Linked DNA regions of Homo sapiens: region 2 is linked to region 1. A link is a loop called in an ENCODE intact Hi-C map of the cell type or tissue named here. Cell type or tissue: ascending aorta. All regions are shown on one strand. Links, peaks and the distances in the headings refer to the core of each region. The heading gives the core; the rest is flanking DNA.

Region 1 (11,409 bases), core at 1,484-9,483:
ATTGGGCACTCACCATGAACGGAGCTTGCAGGACTGGAAGCTGCTCTGGGTGAGTCAGTGAGTGAGCGCTGAGTGAATGTGAAGGCCTAGGACATTGCTGTACATGACTGCAGACTTTATCAACATGGCACACTGAGGCTGCAGTACATTTATTTTAAAAATAGAGTAATTGCACTGTGGTGTTATGACAGCTCTCGATGAAGTTTTCAGCTCCATGATCATCTTAGGAGACCACTGTCGTGTATCCGGTTCATCATTGTCCAAAACATCGTTCTGCAGCATGTGATTGTGTACAGTCTGCTGGGGGAGGCAGTGCCGATAGAACTTATTTTCTCTCGAGTCAAAGTTGACCTTTATGAGGAATACAGAACCCAAGTGGTCATTCTGAATGGCTTTTCTGAAGCAGTCAATTTTTCCTGTCCAGGAAAAGAAACTCATGGAAGATCGCATTGCTGAGTGTTCCTCTCAGCTGGCTGAAGAGGAAGAAAAGGCGAAAAACTTGGCCAAAATCAGGAATAAGCAAGAAGTGATGATCTCAGATTTAGAAGGTTAGTATTTGGGGCTAGAGAAATCAGGGACTAGGACATGTGAGTGTTTAGCTTTTACTGTAATCAGAACATGCAAAAATAAAAAATATACATGATGATTACTAATAATAAGGACCTTCAGTTTGGGTTGACTTATTAAAATAGGTCCCTTGGCTGGGCACGGTGTCTCAGGCCTGTAATCCTAGCACTTTGGGAGGCTGAGGCAGGAGGATCTCATGAGGCCAGGAGTTTAAGACCAGCCTGGGCAGCATAGTGAGACTCCATCTCTACAAAAAATTTACAAATTAGCCTGGCGTAGTGGTGCACATCTATAGTCCCAGCTACTTGGAAGCTGAGGCAGAAGGATTGCTTGCGCCCAGGAGCTCACCAGAGTGAGCTGTGATCGTGGGGTGACAGAGGCAGCAGAATTGCTTGTGCCCAGGAGCTCACTGTAGTGAGCTATGATCATGCAACCGCACTACAGCCTGGGTAACACAGCGAGACCCTGTATTTAAAACATAATAAAAAGGGCTCTTAAGATTATTTTGTGTTGCCTTGAAATGATGATAAAATGGTTTTCCTTTTTCTTTTTCTTTTTTTTTAAGATGGAGTTTCACTCTTGTTGCCCAGGCTGGAGTGCAGTGGCGCAATCTTGGCTCACTGCAACCTCCATCTCCCGCGTTCAAGCAATTCTCTTGCCTCAGCCTCCCAAGTAGCGGGGATTACAGGCATGCACCAACCACACCTGGCTAATTTTGTATTTTTAGTAGAGATGGGGTTTCACCATGTTGGTCAGGCTGGTCTCAAACTCCTGACCTTAGGTGATCCACCCACCTTGGCCTCCCAGAGTGCTGGGATTACAGGCGTGAGCCATGGCGCCAGGCCTGGTTTTCCTTTTTTAACTTTGGTACTGTGGTAAAAGATACTGTTCTTTGGTGGGCATGGTTGGGGTTATATTGTTTGGGTCCTACAGACCATTGTGTTTAATCTAAAGCTGTATTAAAGTGCCCACAAAGTACCTCACAAAGGGACTGGCCAGTGACATAAAAGCTGGCAGATACAGAGAAGACACTACTGAGGGCCAAGCCACAGTGTAATATCAGGAAATCCTAGGACATTACAGCTTCTGCAAAAGCAATAAGAAAAGAGGATGGAAGTTGGAAAGAGCAGCTAGAGACTGGTACCATCACCAGGGGGAGGGAGCTCTGTGCAGGCGCCTGCAGGCAGGTGCCCACTCTTGGTTAATGTGTGCGTTTATGATAGGAAGACGATGGGGTTGGCTTTTAAAAAATATTTGGGGTTTTATTTGTTTGTTTGTTTTAGTATAAACAAAAGAGGGCATGTCAGTATGAAATTACTTTCATAAACCATTTGTACTAGTATATGGTTCTTCTGCTGAGGAAGTACCCATAAGCACATGTGCTTTTTTACTCACCTGTTTGATCAGCCTGTGACACTCGGTCTCATCCTCTCAGCAAATTGGTTCCTGGTGGAGAACACAAAGGCATACAGGTTGTTGTGAGGAAATAAATCATTCAGTGAAATAGATCACTAGGGCTAACTGAGAGATCACTGCAGAATTTTAGAGGGGAGGGTGGAGAAAAGGCCTGGCCCTCTCTGCCCACTCTTCTGTCTCCTCTCTCCCAGTACTCGAGGATGGCAGTTTTCTTGGTTCAGAACAGGGGTTCCCATGGAAAAGGGAATGGGGTGACAGGCAGCTACGATTGCTGCCCCAGCACCTGCTGAGCCACTTTGCAAACCTGGGTACAGTGATGTGTTTGACATGAGAGGATTCCAGCTCCCTTCGGCTCTCACAGTGTGGTCTCACCTCCCATGAAAGGACATTCTTAGGACACTCAACTTCTTCCTTAAAATTCCCTCCCCACACTAATTTATCTCCCCTCCAGATCTCGGTGGGTTTGAAATGACTGAGCAGTTGACATCAGCGCATGACCATGTCATCAGGGCAGTGACATGCTTTTGAATAAAATGGCTTATTTTCAACTTGGATCAGTCTGTATTTTAGTTTATTCCTGTGGTGAGTCACTCGGTGTGTTGAAGAGCTTCTTATGTCTTACCTTAAAGAACGCTTAAAGAAGGAAGAAAAGACTCGTCAGGAACTGGAAAAGGCCAAAAGAAAACTCGACGGGGAGACGACCGACCTGCAGGACCAGATCGCAGAGCTGCAGGCGCAGATTGATGAGCTCAAGCTGCAGCTGGCCAAGAAGGAGGAGGAGCTGCAGGGCGCACTGGCCAGGTCTGCAGCCCAGCAGCTGCGCTGCACGGGAGCCCATGGGGCTGAGTTTCAGCAGACTTTGTTATGTTCGGGAGCATTCAAAAACCCTGGGAGAGTGAGATGGGGTTTGCTTGCTGTTTGGTGTGACCTGAGAAAGTGAAAAGCCCAGGCGTACAGAATTTGTGTCAGGACAGCAAGAAAGTCTCATAAACCATCTCAATATTTATACTTTAAAATGACAAATTATATTATGAAACCCTTGGAAATTCACACCAGAACAAATTATTTCACTATAACAAATGTTTTGGTCTCTGTACATTACAGATTAACTGTAGTATGTTTTATTTATTTTTTTTTTTTGAATGGAGTCTCACTCTGTCACCCAGGCTGGAGTGCAGTGGTGCAATCTCAGCTCACTGCAAACTCCACTTCCTGGGTTCAAGCAATTCTCGTGCCTCAGCCTCCCGACTAGCTGGGATTACACGTGTGCACCACCACACTGGCTAATTTTTGTATTTTTAGTAGAGATGGGGTTCCACCATGTTGGTCAGGCTGGTCCCAAACTCCTGACCCCAAGTGATCCACCTGACTTGGCCTCCCAAAGTGCTGGGATTACAGGCGTGAGCCACCTCACCCAGCCTGTAGTATGTTTTAGAACTTGAAGGGAAATCACTTTTCAAAAATTATATTTCTCCACTGAGAGCATGATTCAATAATCAGTTCTAAACCATTCAGTTTAGAATGCAAATCAGATGTAATAAATATATGTCTAATGTTTCATTTCTTTATAAAGAATAACTATTTGGCTACATGGTTGTAATACTTGGAGTTTATAATGTGTTACAATCAAAATCTTTCAAGAAAAATCTCCCTTACCTCAAACATCCCAACTATTCCCAATCAGAAAAATCTTCCAACATTTTAAACCACAGACATAAACAAAAAGATGCCCTATGGAAGAGAGGCACCTGGAGGGTATGAGGATGAGAGCCTCTTTCTTCTACTGTGTTCTTTGAGCATCCCTGGTTTGGCTGGGTTCCGGTGTGATGAGGAGGTCACTCCTTCATAGTTAGAAGCAGATTTTTAACTATAACAGCCTTTGACTTCAGAGAAAATGTTTTCATATTCTAAGGGCTAAAGTAAGAGTGTCCTACCTTTTAATGGAGAAGCATGGTCGTTTGGAAAGGGGGCTGGGGCTGGAATCTAGTTCTGGCTCTGCCACCATTAGCTTTGGGGCCTTCAGCAAGGCCTCTACCTGAGAACCTCCTCCTGCCCTAGCAGGTGCTGAGCATCTGCACCAGCCTCAGGCCCCAGGAGGAGGGATGTGGGGCTGGGGTCTCGTGGAGAGGTGCTCAGGGGCTGGGGCTCGCCTGAGAAACAGGCCATCCGGGTGCCATCTCTGAGTGCCTCTTGCGCCTGGGTGTTTTAACAGAGGTGATGATGAAACACTCCATAAGAACAATGCCCTTAAAGTTGTGCGAGAGCTACAAGCCCAAATTGCTGAACTTCAGGAAGACTTTGAATCCGAGAAGGCTTCACGGAACAAGGCCGAAAAGCAGAAAAGGGACTTGAGTGAGGAACTGGAAGCTCTGAAAACAGAGCTGGAGGACACGCTGGACACCACGGCAGCCCAGCAGGAACTACGGTGAGTGTGGGAGAGGAAGCAGGGCCCGGGCGCCTGCCGACCTCTCCACCGAGCCCGTGCAGAAATGCCTGGTGTGCTTGCTATCTTTGGGAGGTGGTGTGCTTTTCCTTGTGATGGCAGGTGGAACGGTGATTAAATGGTAATGGTTAGAAACAGACCAGCCTATGGGTAGAAATACCTGTGCAGGGGTGGGTGGGTAAACCAGCAGACTGAGGGACACAGAGGGAGATGGATGTGATCGGAAAAGCTGTGGTCAGTGATGGATATCTAGGGGGAGAGAGTGACAACTACACAGAGCAGGGGGCAGTGAAAAGAGATTTAGATAGATAGGACCAGAGGGAGAAGGGTAAACACAGGAATAGGAGGAGATACCCAGGAGGCCAGGCACACATGCTGGCAGTGCTAGGTGGTGTGAACGGTGTAGGTAACCAGCTGAAAAGGGAAGGGTGCCTTCACAAGGGTGAGAAGAAGGCTGGTGCACGCACTGGGACAGAGTGTGCAGTGGGCAGAGGCATATGCAGCATCATGAGCCAGCAGCCAGGGCGGGCATGAAAAAAGTGACGAGCATAGGTGAACATGGCCAGAGAAGGCTCCTGGGTAGAAAGCTGCAGTGTGGCAGCCCACGAGTCGCAGGAGAGCCTTAGCAGTGAGCCGGTACGCAGGCCTGGAGGTGCTGGCCTGCGGCTCCCACGGACTCATAGGTGTCATCACTGTGGAGAGCAGCATGGGGGGTGTGCCAGCTTGCTGTCCTGGCAGAGGCCATCTGCTCCCTCCCAGACTCACACTGCCAAGTGCCTCAGGGCCACCCCAGGAGTCCTAGCCAGAAGGGAACCCTCGTGCCTTGGCTGGCTGCAGGCACACCTGCTGGCTCTTCCAGGGTATGAATGATGGAAAGGATAGCCCATCACCCTGGGGAGTTGCTGAGGCCTGGAATAAAGCAAGAAGGAGAGAGGGAATTGTTTATGAATGCAAGTGTGGCCAGAGAGGCAGAAAATGACCCAGAGCAACCAGGAGGGAAACAGGTTGTGGTGAAAACCAGTGCGTTTCCCCAGAGGACAAGGATGTCATCAGCTGGGTCCACCCAGCAGCTGGAAACCTGGGCACTTGGTCGTGGAAAGAATGACATCATGGTGTCCACAGGGCAGGCCGGCTCGATAGAGCAGTGAGACTGAGGTCAGATGGTGGGTGTGGGGAGGCTCTCCGTGCTGGAGAACAGAGGGGTGAGCCTTGGAATGTTTGCCATGATCCTAGCCATGAATATGTACAGCTATGGCAGCCGGACAGAGGTTGGTTGGTTTTTGTCTTCAGCTTTTACCCAGAGAGAGGAAAAACCCCATCTGAGCCAGGCATGGTTCGAGGCTTCCTACCCCACTTTTTTATTTTATTTTATTTTTTATTTTATATTTTTTTGAGACGGAGTTTCGCTCTTGTTGCCCAGGCCGGAGCACGATGGTGCGATCTCGGCTCACTGCAACCTCCGCCTCCCGGGTTCAAACGATTTTCCTGCCTCAGCCTCCCGAGTAGCTGGGATTACAGGCATGTGCCACCACGCCCGGCTAATTTTGTATTTTTTGGTAGAGATGGGGTTTCTCCATGTTAGTCAGGCTGGTCGCAAACTCCCGACCTCAGGTGATCCGCCCGCCTTGGCCTCCCAAAGTGCTGGGATTACAGGCGTGAGCCACCGCGCCCAGCCCTTACCCCACTTCAGCAGAGTAACTGCTTTTAGTAGTTTAAGTCCTGGGCTTCTCTTTGACATATCTGCTTTTTTAAAATCTAGAAACCACTGAACTAGACTTGGCTGAACTCTCCACTCCCAGCTGGGCTTTTGACTGCAATAGAAAATAAGGTTCTGATCATTTTTCCATCCAACCCTTGCAAAAAACTAAATGCGCATATTTATTAAAACCATGCCTGTGCTCAGCTGTAGCACTCACTGATTCCGTTTTGCCTGCAGCTCAGACATGTCCTCCATTCTTGCTAAGGACCCTTAGAGAACACAAACCACCCCACCTGGGCCCTGGTTCTTCCCATGATTAGTATAAAGTAACAGTGAGTCTTCTGCAGACTCACTGGCATTTTCACTCTCTTAAGGACTTTTGATGAAAAACTGAAAGAAATGGGGTTGTTCAGCCTGGAGAAGAGAAGATGAAGGTTTCCTTTGACCACTGGATTTAAGTAGGGATGAGGAACACACACACACACACACACACACAACTATTTTCCCAAAAGACAACGTGCTGCTAGTAGGAGAGATTTCCCTGTAGTGAGCTGAAACAATCTCGATGGGAGCCTTGCAGAGGACAGGACCAGACCAGCACGTCTTTGACCTCTGGCTGAGCCAGTGGAACTTGGGGCTGAGCTAGGCTGGACCACAAAGAATCCTTAGTGATTCCTTCTGGCTGGGCTACATGCGACCATGGAGCTGGCAGCCACCAGGCCCTGTTCTCTTGGCACAGGGATCTCTCAGCCAGCCCCTGCAGATCTCGTGACTCCATGAGAAGAGAGGAAAAGAGAGGTGAAGAGAGGGATGATGTGTCCACACGGGAATCAGTGTGTAAATCACTGTTCTAAGTTGTGACATGTTATAAAGTATAGAGCAAGTTTGCTAGCAGTGTGCTTCAGGATTAGTGTGAGGTTGTAGCTAATTCAACAGTGCTAATATAGGTCTTAGCAGGAGTGCTGTTTACCTGACTGGCTTCAGTCTTCATCAAGCTCGTGCTTAAACACGGTGCTCAGATTAACAAATTTAGAGGGACTCGCCATGAGAAGTAAGATCTCTTTTAGACAGTGAATAACTCTGGTTATTCAAGTTACCCTGTATTTGTTACAGCCAATTTTAAAAATATTAGAAAGCCATGGAAAGATATTTAATGCTAATGTGATCTTCATACCGTAAAGTGCAGGTTAGATAAAACCACAGTTTATGTCAGAACATTCCAATTCTCTGGCCATAGACCTGCTGTGTTCTCATATCAAACATCAGAGACCCTTTCTGAACCCTTTGAGCTGCCTTTTAATTTTCCTGCCCCTCCAAAAGATAATGCCCTCCTCCCCAACCTTAAGCCATTTCCTGGTAGAATTTTGGGAGGATGTTAGTTAATTGCGGCTTCTTCACATGGACGCTAAGAGTCTTGCTTTGTTACACTGCAACGTCCTGATTCATTTGGCCTTTGTCACCCCTTCACTTTTGAAAATCTCTGGGAGACTCCCTTTTTCCAGTTTTATTCAAGTCTGTTGGGGCTATGGCAGGCAGTTTGGCATCTTGTGTTAACCAATTCCTGACCTCCGGTGAAACCAGACTACCCAGAACAATTTGAAGACCCCTAGGGATGTCACCCTGTGTCTTGATAAGCCAGACATGGCATGGAAGTTGCACTGGTTGTTTGTTTTTTTGGTTTTTTTTTAAAGATAGGGTCTCACTCGCCCAGGCTGGCGTGCAGTGGCGCAATCATAGCTCATTGTAGCCTCAACCTCCCAGGCTCAAGCGATCCACCTTAGCCTCCCAAATTGCCGGGGTTATAGGCATGAACCACTACTCAGCTCTCTAGGAGGATTTCTGATATCACAGTAATAGACCTGCCAGCCTACTGGAAATAGCACATCAAGTATTTATTAAGGGAATTTATGTAATATTTAAAACAAAAACAGTACTTTTTCAAAAAGAAAATGTGTTTTTAATCAGTCAGCTAATTCTGATCTCTCTTAAAAAATGTCCTTCTCTAGTACAAAACGTGAACAAGAAGTGGCAGAGCTGAAGAAAGCTCTTGAGGAGGAAACTAAGAACCATGAAGCTCAAATCCAGGACATGAGACAAAGACACGCAACAGCCCTGGAGGAGCTCTCAGAGCAGCTGGAACAGGCCAAGCGGGTAAGGGAGGCCCTGCCGTGTGCTGTGGCCTGGAGAAAGTCTGTCGTCAGAGCCACTCCCATCCTATCTGCCCGTTCTGTTCAGTCATGTATTGATTAGGCTCCAGCCTCTGTACGTCACTGAGTGGGCTGCTGGGTACCCAGTTGCCAAGACAGGAGCGGCTTTCAGAAAACACACTGTCTCCTTAGGAAGAAAAGCCAGATGCAAGTGCATGGATCCAGCCACCATCTCAAACCACACAGTCCTCCCCAGTGTCTCTTCTCACTAAACCCTTCTCCCAGTGGCTTCACTCAAAACCCCGAATGGTTTGAAAGTCATTCTTCCCTAACTTGTCTGCTGCCAGTAAGTCACACGTCCTGCCGATGTTCCCCTTCAGGGGTTCCTGACATTCATCTCTCCCTTCTTGTCCTTCCCTGCCTGTGATCTCACCTCAGCCACCAAACACAGTGTTGGCTTTCATTCATTGTTCCCGCTTCTGTATCTCAGACACAGGCTTTCCGTTCTCCTGAAACTTAATTTCATGTGCCCTGTGACTCACGCCACCCTCCTGTGCAGACTGGCCTCCATGACTTCCCATAATCATCCTTGCCTTTGTGACTTGGTTCTTGCTCCAGTTTCTCCATCTTTCTGTTCTTTGCCTAGCCACATGCCACCTTTTAATTTAGACAATGACAATATTAGCATTTACGGAACATTTATGTTTGTGTCAAGTACTGTGCTAAGTACCCTACACGAGTTGCCTTCCTTAATCTTTGCTACAACCCTGTGGCACAGTCTCCTATAATTCCCATTTAAAAGACAAGGAAACTGAGGTCCAGTGGTGTTAGGTAATTAAGCCAGGGTCACACAGCTGGTTCGTGGAAAGGCAGCTTGAAGCCAGACAGTCTGGCCCAGATTCCCATGTGACCACCTTACTACACCCAATCTTGTCCCTGAGGCAGGATGTCATTGGAGATACATCCTGTTGTGGCCACCCCTGCACCAAGGGTGCCTGCTCATGTTAGTAAGTGTAAAACAATTCTTTACACTAACAACACTTTTTTATACAGAGGACAGTGTGAGTGATGACTCTGCAGACAGGACACACCTGGCATGGACAAGGCTAATTACTTAGCACAGTGAGCCCCTAAATATCTGCATCTGCTCCTCGGAGCAGTGTGTACGCGTGTGTTCCTTACGTAGAAATCCTCACACTCAGAGAACAGCAAACATTTTCATTCATTCATTCAACAGATGTTGACTACAGACTCACTGTGTGTTAGGCACAATTCTGCAGACTCAAAAAGCAGTCCTCTGTATGGAGTTTTAGAAAATAACTAGTGAATTATGTTTTCCCTTCCGTCTCCTAGTTCAAAGCAAATCTAGAGAAGAACAAGCAGGGCCTGGAGACAGATAACAAGGAGCTGGCGTGTGAGGTGAAGGTCCTGCAGCAGGTCAAGGCTGAGTCTGAGCACAAGAGGAAGAAGCTCGACGCGCAGGTCCAGGAGCTCCATGCCAAGGTCTCTGAAGGCGACAGGCTCAGGGTGGAGCTGGCGGAGAAAGCAAGTAAGCTGCAGGTAAGCCAGAAACCTCCGCTCTACACACGTCCCACTGTAGCATGTCCCTAATTTACCATTGTATCCCTCTGTGCAATAAGAGACCCATGGCCAATGTGCTGTGCGACACCTGAAAATTGCTATCCAGTAAATACATCGAGTCTTAGGTGTCCCTAGTGTCTATTACTTTGATGAAGTTAAATAATATTTATTTTAAGAAGAACACAGCATGATTGGACTTGATCAGTTCCACTCTGAATTGTGTTTATAGTTGCTTAACAGTTTTAAGCACTTCAGCTTCTCCATTAGTCCAGTAAATAAGAGAATAGGAACAATGGGCCAAAAAAATTATACTTCACATTGGCAAAGATTTACGAGAGTTTTATTTTTTACACTGCTGGTATAAATTAGTGCAACCTTTTTTTTTGTTTTTGTTTTTGTTTGAGACAGAGTCTCGCTCTGTTGCCCAGGCTGGAGTGCAGTGGCGCAATCTCTGCTCACTGCACCCTCTGTCTCCCGGGTTCACACTATTCTCCTGCCTCAGTCTCCCGAGTAGCTGGGACTACAGGCACCCGCCACCATGTCCGGCTAATTTTTTGAATTTTTTAGTAGAGACGGGGTTTCACCACGTTAGCCAGGATGGTCTCAATCTCCTGACCTCGTGATCCGCCCCCCTCAGCCTCCCAAAGTGCTGGGATTACAGGCCTGAGCTACTGTGCACAGCCTAGTGCAACCTCTTCTAAAGGACAGTTTGGCAGTCTTAGATCACGAGCCTTAAAACTGTGAGTATCCTTAGACCCGAAAAATCCATGTCTAGTCATTTATCCTAGGGAATTAACTAAGGATGTACACACAGAGTCAACTTCAAGAATGTTCATTGCAGAAGTGTGTACAAAAGTATATACAGTCAGCCCTCAGTATCCACTGGGGGATTACATCCAGGACCTCCTGCAGATACCAAAATCTTCTGATGCTGGAGTCCCTAATAAAAATGGTATAGTATGGGGCCGGGCGTGGTAGCTCACACCTATAATCCCAGCACTATGGGAGGCTGAGGTGGGCGGATCACCTGAGGTCAGGAGTTTGAGACCAGCCTGGCCAACATGGCGAAACCCTGTCTCTTCTAAAAAATACAAAAAAATTGGCCAGGTGTGGTGGTGCACACCTGTAATCCCAGCTACTCAGGAGGCTGAGGCAGGAGAATCGCTTGAATCCAGGGAGGTGGAGATTGCAGTGAGCCGAGATCACGCCACTGCACTCCAGCCTGGACTACAGAACAAGACTCTGTCTCAAAAAAAAAAAAAAAAAAAGGCATAGTATTTGCATATATGCACATCCTCCCATATACTATAAATCATCTCTAGATTACTTATAATACCTAAGACGATGTAACTGCTATGTAAAAAGTTGTTACACTGTATGTTTTAGGAAATAACGACTCAAAAAAGTCATGTTTTTAGGAAATAACCCAAAAAAGTCATGAACTGTACATGGTCAGTGCACATGCAGGGGTTTTTTTCTGATTTTTTTTTTTTTTTTTTTTTTTTTTTTTGAGACAGAGTCTCGCTCTGTCGGCCAGGCTGGAGTGCAGTGGCGCA
Region 2 (11,409 bases), core at 1,969-9,968, 64 kb before region 1:
AAAGTCTAGCACAGAGTTCACAAAGCCTCAACATAGTGCAATTTCAGAGCAGATTTGAAAATAATCGATTAAGTTCTTAAACTTGACCGTCCCCTACAAATGATACCTTCAAGCCAGCCCACTTGTCTCCCTGTGTTTCCAGTCATCTTCAGGATGACTTTGTATCTTTCTCCAACCTGGTTTAAACTGTGCTGAACCAAGACAGAAAGGTGATAGAGAGCCTGCCAGTTGAGATTAGAGTCTGGTTTTCAACATGTGGTTGGTTGCTGCTGCCTGCTTTTAACCTTCCTGCAGCTCTGCCCTGCCAGGCCTGCAAGGTACAGCCGGATCTCAGCCTGAGTCCCCTTGCGGGCTGAACTGGACTTTTGAAAGAGGTATATATTTTTAACCATTTCGAACTCATGCTATATCATATAGCAAGTGTATATTATATACTATGTAATAAACCCAGGAGTGTAATTTTCACTATGACTGGTAAACTTTGAAAGCAGTATATAACTCTAAATATTTAGAACTTTAAAAATCATTTCAATAGCTAAGGCTGCTTGTTTTCTACATTCCAAAATAACATTATAGAATAGAAACAAGGGACATTGCCCATCCAATTCTAGAGGAAAAGTAAATAGTCACTGCCCCCTGATGGTTTACAAATGCCTTCATAATTTGGTTGAGATCTGTTAGCACCATTTATCTAATTATGAAATTGTTCAACACAGAAATTATCTCATGTTAATTTCTATATGTTATGATAATTGGCTTTGTACCAGGTTTTTGGGGATTCATTTGGGGAGTTTTTGAGATCGTTACTCAGTCTCACCAATGTCCACAAATCCATTAGTAGGAGTGATACCATGACACTATCAATGTAGTGGGACCAGCAACAGGGACGGAGGAGTGCCTGAGTCCACCATTACCATGGTGACTCTGAGGACCCATAAATCTTCTTGCTGCCTTTGGCTCACCACCATCCCCTCCCCAAATAGTTCTAGAATTCTGGGTTCCAACCTTTTGGCTTCCCTGGGCCACACTGGAAGAAGAAAAATTGTCCTGAGCTATGCATAAAATACACTAACGATAGCTGATGAGCTATTTAAGAAAAAAAGGTTTGTGCATAATTTTCATGATATCCACCATCACAGATAAGCAAAAAATGTCCTCACATTTAAAGAGTTGGACACCCGTGGAACCTCTGATTATACATTCATTCAGCAAAGCATTTGCCAAGCATCATTTTGACCTGATACTGACCGAGTTAGGCACAGGGGATACAACCAGGTTACTTGAAGCCAACACAAGAAGAATAGAATCAGTGGATCTCTCTCTCTCTCTCTCTCTCTCTCTCACTCACACACACACACACACACACACACACACAGAGAGGAAAAGAAAAGAACCAATAGAAAATTTGACTCAAATAATCCTTTTAGCCATATCTAAGTAATATTAAAGTAAGATATGCATTACTGGTTTTACCTCCAAGTTAGGAAAACTCTTTAAAGATGGACTATCAAAGTCTTTTTCTTATGATTTGGTAGGATGGTGTGTGATTTTAAGGAATCCAAAGTCTAGCAGTAGATATTTAGTATTAAGGTAATGTCCCACTTACTAGAATGCCAGTGTTTTTCCAAGTTTCCACATTCTCATCACATAGATTGAATTAGGTTTAAAAAAAAAAAGGCTTTTAGAGACCCAAACAGTTAATGCAAAGTGAGTATACCAAGGGCTTTGCAAGATATTGGTCATAGGAATGCTGATGGAACTGACTGCTGACCCCGGGGGGGTGGAGGAAGGCAGTCTATCACCGAATAATGACTGACATTTTTAATTTTTATTTTTTATTTTTTGGAGATGAGTCTCTCGCTCTTTCTCCCAGGCTGGAGTGCAGTGGTGCGATCTCTGCTCATTGCAACCTCTGCCTCCTCGGTTCAAGCGATTCTCCTGCCTCAGGCACCCGCCACCACACCCGGCTAATTTTTCTGTATTTTTAGTAGAGACAGGTTTCACTGTGTTAGCCAGGATGGTCTCGATCTCCTGACTTCATGATCCGCCTGCCTTGGCCTCGCAAAGTTTTGGGATTACAGGCATAAGCCACCGCGCCTGGCCCCTGACTGGCATTTTTAACAATGGCTCTCAGTCATCAAAGTTGTTCAGGATACCATGCTTAAGACAGTTTGGCAGCATGTAATGGTTTAGAAAAATTTACAGCACGAGACCATCCTGGCTAACATGGTGAAACCCCGTCTCTACTAAAAATACAAAAAATTAGCCGGGCATGGTGGCGGGTGCCTGTAGTCCCAGCTACTCGGGAGGCTGAGGCAGGAGAATGGCATGAACCCAGGAGACGGAGTTTGCAGTGAGCCGAGATCGCGCCACTGCACTCCAGCCTGGGCGACAGAGTGAGTCTCCGTCTCAAAAAAAAAAAAACAAAAACTTTACAGGAAAAATAGTCTGGTAAGGGTTTTGAAGTGAGGAAAACAGAAGATTTGTTGTACAGGGAGGAAACTGTCTAATGCCAAGAAAATAAACCGATGCCATGTAATGACATCCACGTAGCTTGAGGTTCTTGACAAGACTGGTTCCTGACTGGCTTCAGTTGAACACGGTTGTAGATTGTAGTTAAGACCTATGAACATGCGGATAGTCCAGATCATGCTGTAATGGATGTAGGCAGAGCAGGTCCCCTTCCTGTGTAATGTGCCTGAGGAACACTTCCCCACCCTTTCAGCTGAGTGACAGTCCACACCAGGGCGGCGTGACAGAACTGTACGGATGACATATATTTGTTCTTTTTTTTGAATTTGATGGTGATGGAGTGCATCACATACCAAATGCCACTAATTTAAAAGCCTCATGTGAGGTTCTTTATATTCATCTTTTTTGCTTAGAGTATCGCATTTCCTAGCAGCTTTTATTTAGTTTTTCTTTAGGTCTAAAATACTGTGGGTATTTTAAAATATAGGGGTAAGATTTATGTTTGGAAAAAGCAGGTTTATTTAAGTCATAAAATATAATTCTGAAATTACATTCCAGAAACACAGCATCACTTCTGGTGCTTTTCATGGCCAGAAATGGCATCATGCTTTCTCATACAGCTTTCTATTGTGTTTCATGATTAAAGTACGTATTAATATATTTCCACCTTTTGTTTGTAAAATCTGTTTTATAGCCTAATTTACATATAAGTAAAGACACCAACTAAAGCAGACATTTTACCGAATCCTCTCTACTTAGCCTTTTAAATCTGAGCAAGTTAGCAGCATCAACGTCTTTACCATCCTCTGAAAGTGGAGGTGAAGACATTGCCCTGTCTATATGATAGAGATAGTATATGAAACTCCTTGGAAAACTGGAAAGTGCTACATCAATACAGTGGTAACTGTTAAATTAACTGCCTTAAAGTTTTCAAATAAGGCAGAGTTAAAATAAACAAGTATTAATATGTTCTTAATTGAAGTGTCGTGCTAAATTTCATTTCATGAAAGCCAGTCTGTTTTATTTTCAAAATTCTCTGCCTGATTTACGTGCCCCATGCTTAAGTTGATCTTCTCTGTTCAGCGTGACATTTTTTTCTCCTTGTGACCACTTTATAGATGCTAATTTTTTCCTTTAGTGGAGTCCATTATCATAACCAGGATTAAGAAGCCAACAAAAGTTGCTGGATGGCAGACAGAATGAAAGAACTGAGGAAAAGATGCAGTTTCTTTTTTAGAAATTTTTCCCCTGATGACTTGAGTAAAGACATTAGATTAACGTACATCTGCTTTTATTTGTGTGTGTGTAATGTCTTTTAGGGGGAACTTGAACGGCAGCTTTTGCAAGCAAATCCAATTCTGGAATCATTTGGAAATGCGAAGACTGTGAAAAATGATAACTCATCTCGTTTTGTAAGTTTCAAAGCACCAGAAGCTTTTAATTCCTTAGATTTCTAGTTAAATGTTTACTGTGATTAAGCAAATGAATTACTTTTCTTCCTAGATTTTAAGAAGCTAATAGATGTAGTTCTGTAGACATAATACAAGCTCACATGTAATTTTAAATTTTCTAGTAGTCACATTTGAAAAGAAAAAAGGTAATGTGTAAGTAACTTTCATCATTTTATCATACAGAAATGTATAACTCTGTCTTATTTTATGGATATGTAATTTAACCTCTCTGAGCTTATTTATCTTTGATTGGGCATGATAATAACACCTGTCAGTGGAATCGGAGTAGAGAATAAATGGTGTGCACGCTGAGCACTTAGCCCGGCACTATGCATAGTAAACATTCAACGCATTAGATGTGGTAAACTGACCTTTTCCTACCTTGCTATTTTCTGTGGGATTTGGACTTTGGAATAATTTGTCACTACTATGACTTCTCTTTAATTTTTTTTTTTTTTTGAGACAGGGTCTTGCTCTGTCACCCAGCCTGGAGTGCAGTGGCACAGTCATAGCTCACTGCAGCCACCAACTCCTGGTCTCAAGGCATCCTCCTTCCTCAGTCTCCCAAGGAGCCGGGACTACAGGCTCACGTTACTTCACCAGGCTAATTTAAAAGAGTAACTTTTTTTTTTTTAGAGACTAGGGTCTCACTATGTTGTCCAGTACTTTGGGAGGCTGAGGCAAGAGGATCGCTGGAAGCCTCAGCCTCCCAAAGTACTGGGATTACAGGAATGAGCCACCACACCCAGCCTAAAAATTCTCCTTAGCTATTCAACTTGAAAGCTTTACTTTCCTCCTCAGTTTGACTAGCTGTACCTGTTCACCTGAGAATGTTATCCTAAGTGATGGCCAGGTCTCTGTTACGTCAGAGACACTGCCCCTTTCCACCCCAGCTGCTCACCTTCAACACTGTCACAGCAAATCATCTCTAAACCCATATTCAACACAACGGACATTCCTCCAGTAAGTCTTTTGCCCTGGATTATGGTCATCAAGTTTCAGAAACCCCTTCCACTGTTAGATTGAAGAAGGACTTCATTGTTCAATTATTTCCACTTAAGTTGTTCAAATTAATTCTTCCCTTTTTTTTCTCCCTGCTCTGAAGTATTGGTAAAAGTCAAGAACGCCAGAGTAAGAGACCTCAGTTCTAGCAGTTCATTGATGGATAATTTGGGGGATCTAGTGTCGTCGTGACACGCTTTTTAAAATTGAGATAACATCATGGTCTGCACATTAATTTACCGATGGTGTGGTTGCTATGATTAGTGGAAGCGACCAGATTCAGGATCACAGAGGACCCAGCAAACACAAGGGCAACCATAAAGCCCTCTGGATTAGTTCACTAGGGCTGCGATATAAAAGTACCACAGACTGGGAGCAGCATAAACAATAGAAATGTACTTTTCCACAATTCTGGAGGCTAGATGTCTGAAGCAAGGTGTTGGCAGGATTGGTTTCTTCTGAGGCCTCTCATAACTGAACCCAAGTTCGGCTGCGTGCCACTTGAAAGCCACCCACGAGAGACGAGAGTTGGTGGGAGGAAAAGCAGGTTTATCTGGAGAGCCAGCAAACGAAGATGATGGTGGACTAGCGTCCCAGAGGACCCTCTGAAGTCAGAACACATTTTAGGCTGTTTTTATGTTAAGGCAGGGGGAAGGGGAGAGGGTTGGGATGAAGAGGTAACTGACGACCACAGACATCTGGGCGCCGGCAAGGGTCCAAGGAGGTTGGGAATATCCTTGTCCTTAGTCAAGTCACAGTGCTCTCATCAATCTTTAACGAAACATAGTTGTTCACACACTTCTCCTTTAATCTCAGAGTTAGTTTTAAAAACTACCTGATTGCTGTTTTTGCATATTATCTCAGTGCTCTAAAATTATCCTTGTCCATGTGCAGGAATGGGTAAAGGCCCCTTAAACAAAAATGGAGTTGGTTATGTTAGTTCTCTTGCTGATTCACTGTGCACTCTTTCTTTGGCTTATAGATGGTTGTATTCTCCCTATGTCTTCACGTGGCCTTCCCTCTGTGTGTGTCTGTGTCCTAATCTCTTCTTATGAGGACACCAATTATATTGAAGTAGGGTGCACCCTAATGACCCTTTTTTAATGTAATGACTTCTTTAAAGACCCTCTTCCTAATTACAGTTCCATCATGAGGTCCTGGGGGTTAGGACTTCAACACAGGAATTTGTGCAGGGACGCATTTCAGCCCATAGCACCTTCAGAGATAGTTTCAGTGCAAGACGCTTTCCAAGTTATGTAAGAAATAGGGATGTATTTTCTTGGAATATTGTTTATTCCCAGGAAGATAAAATTTGAAGATTCACTTAATCCAAGTTCATTTAGTAATTAATTTAGCTTTTTATGTGCAAAGTGGGTTAACAAATGTGCCTGTGTCAGTAGGAGGCATGCCTGTGACTTGACTCGTGGGTTTAGAAACGATCTGAGGAAACTGCATTCCTTCAGACTTTCCGTCACTCTCCTGGATCATCCCCATTGAGCCTGAGCCACAACTAAATCTGAAATTTTCCTACTGAAATGCCCTGTGTTTAGTGGCTATATCACAGGAAAGAAGGAACAGTGAGCTGCCAGCTTTGGTATGTGAATCTCCATCAAGATCTTCAAGGACTTCTTTGTGGAAAATTGTTTATCTTACCACAGAAATCAAGTTACTAATCTATTCTGTTTCCCCCACCCCCAGCCCTCAAACCATACCCTAAATTCAAGAGAGACAGTTTTGGTGCTCAGTGGCCCCGCTTTTTCCTGGAAAAGATAAATTGCTACTAAGCCGTCATTTGTGTCCTTGGGTAAAGAATGTAGTGGTTCTGTTACGAAGTGTAAGGATTTATCCCCCTGCCAGGGTGTGTTTCAACTCATTATTTTAGTGTTTGGACAGATATAATTCTATATTAGTTATCAGTTGCTACGTAACAAATGATCCTAAAACCTGGTGGCTTCAGGCATCGATTATCTCATGGTTTCTGTGTGTCAGAAAGTCAGTAGCAGCTTAGCTGGGTGACTCTGGCCCAGGGTCTCTTAGGAGGTCGTCACTGAGATGTTGGCTACAGCTGTAGTCATCTGAAGGCCTGACTGAGGTGGGAGGATCTCCTTCAAATCTTCCTCAGGTAGCTCTTGGTGGGAGGTCCCTATCCTACATGGCTCTTGGCTGGAGGCCTCAGTTCCTGGCTTTGGAGGCAGCCTCTCCATAGGGCTCCTTGAATGTTGCCATGACATGGCAGCCAGCTTCTCCCAGAGCAAGTGATCCAAGAGAAAGACAGAAGTTACACACTCTGCCTTGGAAATCACATGCCTTCTTCTATTGTCTTCTATTGGTTATACAAACCAACCCTGATACTGTGTGGGAGGGAACTGTGAATACCAGAGGTGGGGATCATTGAGGTGGTCTTGGCTATCATGGCTACTATGAATCCTTACAGTGATTTCCATCATTGATGTATGTAGGGTTTTAACCTGTAACTGGAGTGACTCTAGGTCAGTGGTTCTTAATTGGAGGTTCCCCAAGGGACGTTGGCGGTGTCTGGAGACATCTTTCTTTGTTTAACTGGGAGATTGGGTAGTGGTGTGCCACTGGCATCTAGTTGGTAGAGGCCAAGGATGCTGCTAAATACCATCCAATGCATGGCACAGTCCCCACCGCTTAGAATTATTGAGCCCAAAATACCAGTTATGCTAAGATCGAGAAACCCTGCTCTAGATCGTTCCTTCAAATTATAGTCTAAATTAAGGTAATTATTTTCTGAAATTTATTTGCAAAGTAATACATGAGTCTATTTAATGCTTGTTATGTATACATCCTATTCCAAAGGTTGACAATCAAGTCTGATAGAAACCTATTTTACATTCTGCTGGTAGGAAGAATTAGATTGTTTTCTAGCCACCTGGAAGCAGCACACAGGAAAGAAGCAGGAATTAGCCATTGAATCCAAATGTTCAACAAATGCTATTTCAGCTGAAGTGCCACCTTCCAAAGTGCCTGCACTACTATATAATAAGTGCATTCTAATATAGTAAAAGCTGATTTGTTTTTAGTAGAAAAAAGATTTTTTATTAGGGCATTGTTCTTAGACGTAGCTTTCAATTCGACCAAGAAACAGAGATATCTTTAAATTGTTTACTTTGGGCTTTAATTCTTAGAAAGTCAACTTTTATTGATACGTATTTTTTTTAGTAATAGTTTATTGCTATCTACTGTTATCATAAGGTGTTACCTACACAGTACTAAAACAAGTAGTTGATCTCAGTAGCTCCATTAAAAATAATTAGGTCCATTGATTAAATAATGTTCAGTTAAAATTCCCCTTTAATATTTATCTATTGGTGTTGGTTCTTGGGGTTTGAAAGAAACTGTTGTAGACTCATTTTTAAATTCAATTCTGTGTAATTTTGATGTTTGATTTGTTATTTAGTTCTTTTAATTATTAAGCACCTATTATTTGCCAGCCACTGTGCAGCTTAATTGATATCTCCAAATGGATGTCAATAGATTCTTGAAGTTTAACATATTCCAAATGAAAGTTTTTCCTTTCCTTTCAAAATTTGTTCCTTTATGTCTTACATCAATAGATGGTATTATGAAATCACCCAGTTGGTTAAACTTAAAATAAAAGCAATAGCAAAACCTAGAAAGACAAAATACCTAGGAATCAGCCTTTTTCTCATGGCCCACGTCCAGGCCAACAGTGAATCCTGTTGGTTAAACATCTAGAAGGTGTTTCAGATCTGTCCACATTTCTTCTCCTAACTAGCTAGTTAGTCTAAAACCATATCTGAGGATATTTCTTCTATTATTCTCTATCACAGTATCCTGTTTATTTCCCTCATGGCACCTATCACAAGCTGTAACTAATTACTTTGTGTATTTATTATCTTTCCTAGTAGAATGTCTAAGATCTTTGTCAGTAGGGACTTTGTATCTTTGGTTCCTAGCATAGTGCCCCACAGGTATATTTATGGATTTTATGGAATTCATTTACTGAAAATGTGGCAGACACTACAAAGTGCCATACACTCTTCCAGGCCCTGGGAATATACCAGTGGTCAAAACTAAGGTTCCCTAGCCCTGTAGAGCACACCTTCATATTGGTGTTAACTTTAATATGTTTTCAACGGCATGTCATGATGTTGTTGAGCTCGGGGAAGGTAGTGCATATGCTAGATCCTCTGAGAATATGCATGCCCCCATTTTAGAAGCAAGGGTAGAGAACATGAGGGAGGCAGTTGCTCCGTGGGCAGGCCAGGCCTTGGGTTGAGATCAATGTCATACCAAGAGTAGTACGATGTTAAAAAATGAGTTGTGTATACAGTGAAATTTCATGCAGTCATATTTATAAGCTACATGCTTACAGTGAAAATATTTGAGGCTATAAACTCCATAAGCTTTAGAATCCATTTGGTTCCATTTCTTTGATCTGATATAGACGACTAATTTCCTGAAGAATATCTTTTCTTTCAAAGATACTAGCATATGGTTTATATTAAAGGGATTCTTTATTTAGGAGAGCATTACCCTTAAGAAAATAATCGTTCACAGTTAGTCCAGTTCTCTGTTTATGGAGAAGTAAAATGCGTTCCAGATGGAGGAGATTTATGTAAAAAGAATCTCTCATAATGAAACTTTAAAAACAGGGACTTCAATTTCAAAATGATTGTTTGGATCAGCAGGTACATCTTCCCTCACAGAGTTTTAGTTAGAATCACTTTCTCTATTTCCACAAATCCTTCTTTTCTTTCCTTTTATTTTCTTTCTCTCTCTCTTTTTTTTTTTTTTTTCCAAGTTGACTTAAGCCAGGCTGGCAATTTCCAACTATTATGTACCTCTTGGTAGATAAGTATCCTCCAGCAGTTAAAGCTAGGTAAGGGCTCTAGGCATCCTCCTTACAGTTTGGCGACCAGGTTATAATGAAAGCACGTCCGGATTCTGCACCCTCATATCTATTTATCAAAAGGCAGTTGCTGAAAACAGTTTTGTAAGTTGCATGCAGCCCAGCTCTGTTTAATTTCTCTAACCAAACGTTTACCTGAAAGATTTACTGAGGCAAATGTGACAGTATCAGTGACAGAATATGGTCTGCACCAGGCAACCAGCATCTTCCAGATCACTGGCTGCACACAGCCATTTAGTATCAAGCTCTAGGAGCACCCCCAACAATACAGCCTCCTGGACTTGCTGGAGTCTCAACACTTGTTCCCTTGACCCCGGATTGGGGAGGGTCTATATATATCTTTCTTTGTTTTTATTTATGTATTTATCTTTTTTTAAGGCTCTATTTGAAGTTAATATATATCTCTTTCTAATCAGTCCATGGCTTAATGCCACTCATGTTACCCTAGTGATTTCTAATATCCATTATACTAAGTAATGAGGCCACTTAGTGCATGTGAAAACTCATTTTACTAACAACAAAGCTTCTGGTTTGGTTTGGAGATTAAGATAGCTAAAGCATTTAAGGTGGCCATCTGGCCTTTGGATTAAGTGCTAGCTCATTACTCCTAGAATGGATTTTCTCATTTAGGGCAAATAGCTAACACACATGCATAGCACCCTATCTGTGCTGATGTGTTTTAATGCATACTGCAGATCATGTAATAACTTTAGATGCCAAATTAAGAAGGGGGAAAATATGTTCAGAATATGAAACAAACCTGCATTGCCCCTAAATTAAGTTGCTAACTAATAACTAATCTAGTTTTAGTTACTATAGATACATTATAATCACCCCAGAAAAGATTCTAGAAATCGATGTCAATTCAGAACAAACAAAATTTTTGAAACTAATTAAGATAATTTTCATTTTATTTTCTTCAGGGTATGAAAATATCAAATATCCGGGTTTCCCTATTGCACATTTTGAGTGAAATCCTTAACAAGTTATATTTGATTATATATGAGAGAATTCTAGTTGTCTTTGCTGTTGAGAGCTCTCACAGTACACGTGTAATTTCACTTGTTTCTGGATTGGTATACAATAAGCGTTATCAAAATGTGTAGCTGTAATTAATACACAAGGTACTTGTCACGTTTTGGGGGTTTTCCATGCTTTTGTTTTTACTGGTGAAGTTCCGATTGAATATTCTAAGTACCATAATCTGACCTTTATGCAAATCAATTATGGAGTGGGCATTTTCGGCACAGATTTCTTCACATAATGTTTAAAGATAGCGTTCCCACTTAAAAGTAAAACTCGTATTTTCCAATTTAGTCTAGATGTGTGTTTCAATAAAAATGTTAATTCTGAAAGTATTTATTATAGATGTGAGGAGAAAGCTTTTTTAACTTTTAACAGATATTCTCTCCCCTCGGCCTGCCGCCAAGGAAGAAAGAAAAGTCACCTTTGCTTATCTGGCCAAGTGGCCAACACTCAAGTGACGTCAGGTCCCATGGCCTGCATCTTACCTGATTTGCCAGCGTATCCAACATGAAGGGGAATAATCTAAGTCCTAGATCACTTGGGGATATTCAGTAAAGT

What was found. Hi-C counts contacts between places; a loop is a spot of excess contacts. Peaks named below come from ENCODE experiments on the same cell type or tissue, not always from the same donor. Only the 100,000 strongest peaks of a DNase experiment are listed, where the experiment ranks them.
Region 2: it touches region 1 in a loop (2.4-fold over the local background); 1 of 110 quality-filtered maps calls a loop at or near these places.

What each region holds. Positions count from the first base shown.
Region 1 is chr17:8,497,693-8,509,101 of GRCh38, reverse strand. It overlaps MYH10 (myosin heavy chain 10), which reads left to right. Exons shown (of 43, transcript NM_001256012.3): 26 at 425-548; 27 at 2,613-2,784; 28 at 4,196-4,408; 29 at 8,132-8,276; 30 at 9,626-9,832. It overlaps LOC102724262 (a long non-coding RNA gene), which reads right to left and starts at 4,198. Exons shown (of 5, transcript XR_934210.3): 1 at 3,732-4,198; 2 at 1,963-2,911; 3 at 14-351. In ascending aorta, for the core only: no CTCF peak of the experiment used is centred there; DNase peaks (open chromatin) are centred at 5,121, 5,511 and 6,791; H3K27ac peaks cover 7,224 bases.
Region 2 is chr17:8,562,195-8,573,603 of GRCh38, reverse strand. MYH10 (myosin heavy chain 10) reads left to right here. Exons shown (of 43, transcript NM_001256012.3): 7 at 3,792-3,884. Among named protein-coding and RNA genes, the nearest start is that of MYH10, 63 kb to the left of the region's middle. In ascending aorta, for the core only: no CTCF peak of the experiment used is centred there; no DNase peak of the experiment used is centred there; H3K27ac peaks cover 7,014 bases.